Linked DNA regions of Mus musculus: region 1 is linked to region 2. The links are chromatin contacts, found by Hi-C or POLR2A ChIA-PET in ENCODE. All regions are on one chromosome and are shown on one strand. The core of a region is the stretch at or near the end of the contact, and the rest is flanking DNA. Distances in the headings are between cores, read along the strand shown.

Region 1 (3,602 bases), core at 327-2,826, 40 kb after region 2:
AGATGGAGGTTGGGCTTGCCTGACCTGGTTGGCCTTGGACTCTCAGAGGTTCTGCCCCTCAGCTGGATCTGCTCTTTCTATGGGGAGCAGGAACGATATTACTGAAGGTCCCAGTTTAACCATGACTCTTCCTTGGGGAAACCCATTGCCCATAGATAGTTCCTAAGGGCGGGCTTACAGCCCTCACCTTACACTCACCACCCATCACCCTGTATGCCCAGAGGCCCTTCATTTGCAAATTCTCCTGCTGAAACATAGTGCAGGTTCACCCATGGAAGCCTGCAGCACTATCCTAGGAACACGCTATTGTAAGGTTGTGGACACGTGTACACACACACACACACACACACACACACACACACACACACACAGATGCATGTATGCACACATGCGCGATGGTCTTCTATTTCCAGTTCCCACCCAAGCTCTGGATCTCTGGTGTCCAGGATTCGAGTTTTTCCAGCTGTTCAGCTTAGTGCAATAACATGTCCTTGCCTGACTCCTCCTTGGATCCAGAAATTGGCTCACAGCACCCTGTGGCACTGTCCCCCTTGCATTTTGCAATGGCCTGTCAAGCCCTTTCCCTCTGTGCCCTCTTTTGCCAGGATTCCACATGAGGAAAACTTCCAAGCACAGTATGGAAAGGGATTGGGTCCTTTTTCTTCATATGGGGATTTTATTCCCAAGAATTGGAAGCCTTGTCCTTGCTCGCCCAGATATGGCTGTTAATCTTTTCACTGGCAAATCCATTGCTTCACAATGCCATAGGCAGGCGCAGTTCTCAGCAGCCTTTGGAAAGGTCCCCAAAACCTATGGCCTGGAGCCCAGGACAGTGCTTATGGGGACATCCGGAGGGGTGCTGGGGTGAGGGCTGGGGATACATCTTTGCTCTCTCTGCCCCAGCTGACTCTGGCATGAAGAACTCTGGGAACTGGTGTAATCAACTGCTAGGTGGCTCTTCCCAGCCCCAGGCTGGCCCCTGTACTCTTGGGCTAAGGACCTCAGAGCAATAGATATTTTCAGTGGGTAACAAGGACGGCAGAGAACTAACAGTGTCAAAGATCTCTTCAGCTGGGAAGCTCGGGATTGTGGAGCGAGAGGAGGGATTTGTGGAGTAAGGATGAGTGGGCAGAGAGCAGGGAGATCTAGAAGGACACTTGGGTAGTTTCTTAGGCTAGTTGTGGGAGAGGCAGAGAGCAGGGTAGCTGCAGAACCTGCCAGTCCCTAGGCTCATGAGCTCCGTGGAACGAATCCACATGCATGTGCAGTCGGGAGACTAGTTCCAAGTTCAAACCATCCCACGCAGTCCGTCAGCGTCTCTCACCCCTCTCTCCACGTCCCATTTCTACTCCACCCTCCAGAGAGTGGCCCCTGATCTTGGAGGGATACTCACCCCACGACCCATCTTGGGGCAGAGTGGCTGAGGGGACCTAGGCTGGAAAGGTCACCAGGAGGATCCCAAGACCACACCGCCTGTCTGGGGCAGCTGGAGACCCTGGCAGACAGACAGAGACAGTCTGAGCAACAGGGTAGCTTTAAATAGGTCCCTCTCCCCCTCACTCCCGCCTTCCCCTTCTGGGGAAAGAAACGTTTGTTGAAACTGGATCCCTGAGGACTCCTCCCCTCCCCTCCCGCCTCTTTAGCAACTGGCCCAGCTGATGGTCCTGTTTTGTCCCCGGTCTGTCCCCCTCAGCTCCTCTTAGCATTTCCCCATCCCATGGGCAGCTACAACCAAGAGAGAAGCAAGGGGAAAGGAATGGGGAAGGGGTAGCTGGAAAAAGGAGAGGTGGCCCCTCGAGAGCAGCCAGCTCATGGTCCTGGGACTAATTGCCTATATTTCCAGGTGGGGAAGCAAGGCTATAAGAATTCAGCAATCTTACTGGATAAGACAGAATCTCCCTGAGCTCACATCCAAGTTTCCAGAGAAAGCAACAGCCTGCTCCATCTGCTGTAAGGGGCTGCAAGGACGTTGTGACCAAGAAAGAATTAGAACTAGAATCAGACGACTCTTGCTTTTGAAGCTCCTTGCAGAACCAAAGCCTGGAGATGCTGCACCAGGCATGTCCCACTTGTTGCTCTTGGGCTCCATACGCCACCCCACCACCACCATAGCTAGGAATTTGGCCCAATACATCCTAACCTTACTTCAAACATTGAGATGCTTTGTAACAGTGTAGCGATTTTTTATTTGTTTGTTTGTTTTTTGACACAAGTTTTCTCTGTGTTGCTTTGGCTGTTGTGGAAATCGCTCTACAGATCTGGCTAATCCTTAAATTCAGAGATCCCCCTGCCTCTGCTGGGATTAAGAGAATGTGCCACCACCAACGTTCGTTCTCTCTCTCTCTCTCTCTCTCTCTCTCTCTCTCTCTCTCTCTCTCTCTCTCTCTCTCTCTTTCTCTCTCTCTCTGGATAATGTGATTTCATAGTTGTCCAGTGTGGTTTGTAGATGACATGAATGTTGTTGGTTATAACATTGTGACATGATTTTTAATGGTGGACACACCTGTAACCCAGTGTTCAAGACAAGCAAGAGTCTCCGCACTTAGAAGCAGTTGGGAAGGTGAAGGACAGAAGATATGAAAGAGCCAGGAAGGCCGCCCAAGTCCGGGCACAACAGGCACGTGGAAGCATTTCTGCCATTCTGTGTATGAAGCAGATGAGCCTCCCCTTCACTGCTACAGGGGAGCTTTGAGTGAGTCTGAGTCGGAGGTCGGTGAATGGTATGAGAAGTCAAATCTGGAAGGTGTAGCAGGAGGGCATGGAAGTCATTATCACCTCAAATACCAACTCTGTGGGACTAGAAAGAGCAAGGACTTCCTTGGTTCCTTCTGGGAGGAAGGGGTCAGGCAGACTCCACTGTGAGAGACCTGTTTAATGGCATGGGAGATCCTGGAGGTTGGGTCTGGGGGGAGGGAGGGGGCTTCACCTCCAGCTGAGAAGATGTCTTCAACATTACTCTCAATAGAAACAGGAACAGAGCAGATAACTCATGACCAGCCCAGCCGCTCTGGGGGCGGGGGGGGGTGTTGGCATCATTCATTTGTTGAAGAATGGAGGCTGGGGACAGAGAGAAGAAGATTTTCTGCCCCCACCGACTAGGAACAGTTAGAGGGATAAAGTTCTGCAGTGTCCCCATTTCTCTGGGCACCGAAATGTAGTGAGTGAGTGGACGCCCACTGAGCAGGGGCAGGTCTGAGAACCCTGGCTGGGAAGGAGGAGGGAGGCAATGAGGCATTGGCAGGAGTCCTAAGGTGCCCGCTGGCTGGGCTGGCTGGGTTGAGCCCCCTCTGGCCCTGGAGGGAGCTCCCTGTAGAGCGATTATGGACCTCTTGTCCAGGAAATCTACTCTCAGAGCACAGGGCTCACATCTGAATTCCCTAAATAGCTGGCCACCTCCGGCTCTGCAGCTGAGATTTTTCCATTACAGACACCGGAGGGTCAGCGCCTACCTGCCCCTAACTGTTTCCTCCTGGGCCTACGCAGGAAGGATGGGCCCTATAAGCACACATGGACTTTCTCATGGTCTGTGGTCCATTCTCATGGTCTGGGTCTGGAGTAGATGAGACTGGGAAAATCATGAGAGGAAATTAAACACAGTCCCT
Region 2 (3,827 bases), core at 1,296-3,795:
AAGACCTAAGGGGCTTCAATATTCTCTCAAGAGTCTAAAGCTTTTAGTAACAATACTAAATCATTGTCATCTTTACTCATCCTTGAGGAATGGATGATTGGCCACCAAATTTCAGGACAGCCTGATCTACATAGTCAGGCCCTGCCTCAAAAAAAAAAAAAGTGTATGGTAAAGTTATGGTTTGACTCTTAGATATTCCCCAAATTACCTGACGCCCAGCTGATGGTGGTGTTGTGAGGGTGCTGTCGGGAGAGTTCAGGGGAGGAAATAGACTGCTGGGAGGTGCCCTTGAAAGGTATGTTGGGATTCTCCCCTCATCTCCCTATTTGCCATGAAGTCAGCAGCTGTGTTCCATCACGTGGCTTCCTTCCTCCCCACAGATGAAGTGTGAGCAGTGGAGCCAAGAGACCCTGGCCTGAACCCTCCTAGCTCCAAGTCAGAGTGACTCCTTCCTCCTTTACATTGTTTGTCTCTGTCTTAAGTTACTTTGTTCTATTGCTGTGAAGAGATACCATGACCAAGGCAATGTACACAACAAAGTGTTTGTTGGGGCTTACAGTCCCAGATGGTTAGAGCCATGACCATCATGGCAGGGATTATGGCAGCAGGCAGGCTGTAGCTGTGAGCTTGCATCCTGATCCACAGATACAAGGCAGAGAGAGAGAGACAGACAGAGAGACACAGAGAAAGGGAGACAGAGAGACAGACAGAGAGAGACAGACAGAGACAGACAGACAGACAGACAGACAGACAGACAGACAGAGCTTACTGGGGATGGCTGGACTTTTAAAACTTTAGAGCCCCAGTAACACACTTCCTCCAACAAGGCCACACCCTCTAATTCTTCCCAAGAAGTTCCACCAACTGAGGACAAAGTAGTCAAATATAAATCTATGGGGACCCTTCTTGTCCAAACACCACAGATTCAGATATTTTGTCACACTAATAGAAAGATAACACTTGAAGTTTTCCAAAGATGTCATGATACATCCCAGTAGATTTAATATCAAAAGGTATGAGAATTCAGATTTTTCTATTAGAAAACTAGAAATTAAATGCTGGGTATAGTGTCATACATAAATCCCAGCAGAGGCAGGTGGATTTCTATGAGTTCAAGGCCAGCCTGATCTACATAATAGTGGGTTCCAGGCTAATCAGAGCTACATAGTAAGACCTTGTCTCAAGAAAACAAACATAAAATAAAGTTAGGTATTAAAGAGATTTGTAAAATGTAAGATGACACTAATTTTTTTTTGGAAAAATAGTTAATTGGTTAAAAAATATTGCTGTTAGTTTATAATAAGCCTTTTTTTCCTTCTCTTCTTTCATGACTCTAGGGATCAAACTCAGGCTGAAGATGCTCTGCCACTGAGCCACATTCCCAGCAACTACTCTTTATAAAGGAACTCAGAAATACTTTTAAAATTTGCCAATTTAAATTTTTACCATGGCAAATACCAATAACATTATTTTTTACCTAAGCAAAAGCTCTTTGGAGTTCTTGATAAATCCTAAGAGTATAAACAGGTCTAGAGGACAAGACAAAAGGCATATTCCCAACCATCCACACCATCACAACTTTCTCAGATAGTTACTGCGACCATTTTTTCCAAGTAGAGTTGTGTGGAGCTTTGCGGGGCTAAGGGTAAGAGGTACACAGTTGGATCTGGAGTTGAGAGTGGGGGTCACTTTCAGCTTCTGCGCTGCCCTGGTTAGTGTCCTCAAGTCACTGAGGACTTCTGTTCTGCTTCAAGCAGTTCTTACCTTGGTCAAGTCCACAGAGTACTTGGCACTCAGCTCATCCAACGTTAGCTTGTGATCATCCTGAGGGAACAGAAGAGTTATTAAGGTGAGACGGTGACCTCAGGTCATGTGCAGGGAGGAAGGAGGGGGTTGGAGGGGACCGTCCTGGAAGCGTGCTTTGCTTCTTCTCCAGGTAGGATGTGGAAGCCATCAGGCAAAGGCTGAAGGGTCTTTCAAGGGCAGTTTGCTTTGGCCATCCTCACCATAACCACTTCCTTCTTCAGCTCTTCTAAATCTTTCTTCCTTCTTTTCATTTTCGGCTGTCTATTTGTAGTTGAGGACCTGGTGCTGGGTCTTGGTTTCTGATTCAGCTCACCAGGGGCCTCTACCTCCTTTTCTTTTCCAGGCTCCATAATATGATCTCTAGGTATAGCTGGCTCTGCTCAACCGGTGGAAAGAAAGCAAAAGAGGGTTAAGGGGGTAGGGGAGTGAGTGGGGGGAGGAGTTGAGGAGTTGGGGGTGGTGGTGGTGAGGCCAGTGTGGTGGAAAGAGCAAAGGTCAGCCAAGGAGTGGGAAGGTAGAGAGGGCTATCTATAAGCATAGGAAAGGAAAGGTGAAGGGAGCAAGTCTGAGTGGTAAAGCTGGAGAAGGAAGCGCCAAGTGGAGTGAGTCTAGACTCTGAATGAGAGGGTGAGGTAAAGAGCAGGGACTGGCACAAAGGGTACCCAGGTACCTAAATGATGAAGATGCAGGGGTTCAGCAGGTGGGAAGTGCAGTGGGAGCCGAGGTCAGAGTGAGCTTCTGGGCAGGCCTGGTGCTCCCAGCCCTGGGTCCTCTGGGTGCTATGGCGACAGCCTAGGCCTGGCATCATAATGGGCTCATGAGAGCTCTAACCAAGAACGCACAAACCTCCCTCCACCTGGGTGAGGGTGACTGGAGCAGGTTGGCTCAAAGAATTTAGATCAGACAGCAAAGTTAGAACGAAGTCTTCGCATGCATGGTCTTGTGACTTCTGAGGCTAGGGACGACACTCCAGTTAGGTGGCTCAATCAAATCAAAACAGTAATGTGTGTGTGTGTAGCCTAGCTACATAGCCCTTATTGGTTTAGAATTTGCTCTGTACTGGTATGATCTATAACGTGTGCTGATTCTCTTGTCTCTGCATCCTCTGAGCGTCGGGGTTAGTGCCGTGAGCTGACATTTCCAGCTCTACTGAGGCCCAGCTACTGGCCAATACTGTATTTATTTTTTTATTTCTAGAGATGGACTCTGTGTCTGAATACTGAGTCCTCATCTAACATCTGTGTGACTGTACAAATTCACTGCCCGCTTCTGTACTTTCCTGTTCTGTTAAAATAATGCCTTCTACCTTGTAAAGTAGCAAGAGCCAGAATTAAAGTGAGGTGCTCTACATCCTAGCTTTTCAAACTGTATGTGGCCACCCTATAACTGGTGGTGCGGCTAAATGGCCATATGTGTGTGCACTCGTGTGTGAGTGCGCGGGCAACAATAAAAAGGTTCTCAGTGTAAAAGAACAAAAGATTTGTTTGAAATCAAGCATGTAATGAATCAGGGTTCTGCCGGTGCCCACTCCTGTTCTGTCATGCAGCTTCTCTATAGCTTTGGTTCTAAACAAACGCCATGCCCACTTGGCACTGTTGTATGGGTGTAACAAATGTTGTCAGAAATACTGTAGCTCAGTTTGTGGTGTGCATGTCTCTGTGTGTGTGTGTGTGTGTGTGTGTGTATCTGTGTGTGTCTGTGTGTTCCATGCATGCACATGGCACAGTGCCTGTGTGGAGGTCAGAGGACAACCTGTGAGAGTCTTTCTCTTTTATCACGTGAGTCCCAGAGGTTGAGAGCTCAGGCCCTCTGGCTTGGGCAGCGCGTTCCTTTACTGCTGAGTTGCCCCTCCCTCATTTGGTGTTTTCACTGTACAAACAAACTTTTCTGTTCTTATAGAAACAGGAAGAAAATGACCTCTAATATTCTCATCCCATGATTCCTTGGTGTGGAAGTATTGTAATTTTGGATTGCATTGTGCAAGAATGTTTGATGCCTTGGGTTCCATTAAAATTGTATAT

Evidence for each region. A loop is a pair of places that touch in the nucleus more often than their neighbours do. ChIA-PET counts read pairs that join two places held with the same protein, here RNA polymerase II (POLR2A).
Region 1: a map of mouse embryonic stem cell shows a loop between it and region 2 (2.0-fold over the local background). The contact joins the promoter of Atp1a2 here to the promoter of Atp1a4 in region 2. A Hi-C loop is called at or near these places in 8 of 37 maps with a recorded cell type or tissue (Patski, adrenal gland, gastrocnemius and 3 more). POLR2A ChIA-PET finds 5 or more read pairs at or near these places in 3 of 5 experiments (Patski and embryonic stem cell).

Annotation. Positions count from the first base shown.
Region 1 is chr1:172,296,488-172,300,089 of GRCm38, forward strand. It overlaps Atp1a2 (ATPase, Na+/K+ transporting, alpha 2 polypeptide), which reads right to left and starts at 1,577. Exons shown (of 23, transcript NM_178405.3): 1 at 1,394-1,577. The coding sequence starts at 1,405.
Region 2 is chr1:172,255,879-172,259,705 of GRCm38, forward strand. It overlaps Atp1a4 (ATPase, Na+/K+ transporting, alpha 4 polypeptide), which reads right to left and starts at 2,546. Exons shown (of 23, transcript NM_013734.1): 1 at 2,477-2,546; 2 at 2,007-2,182; 3 at 1,765-1,824. The coding sequence starts at 2,156.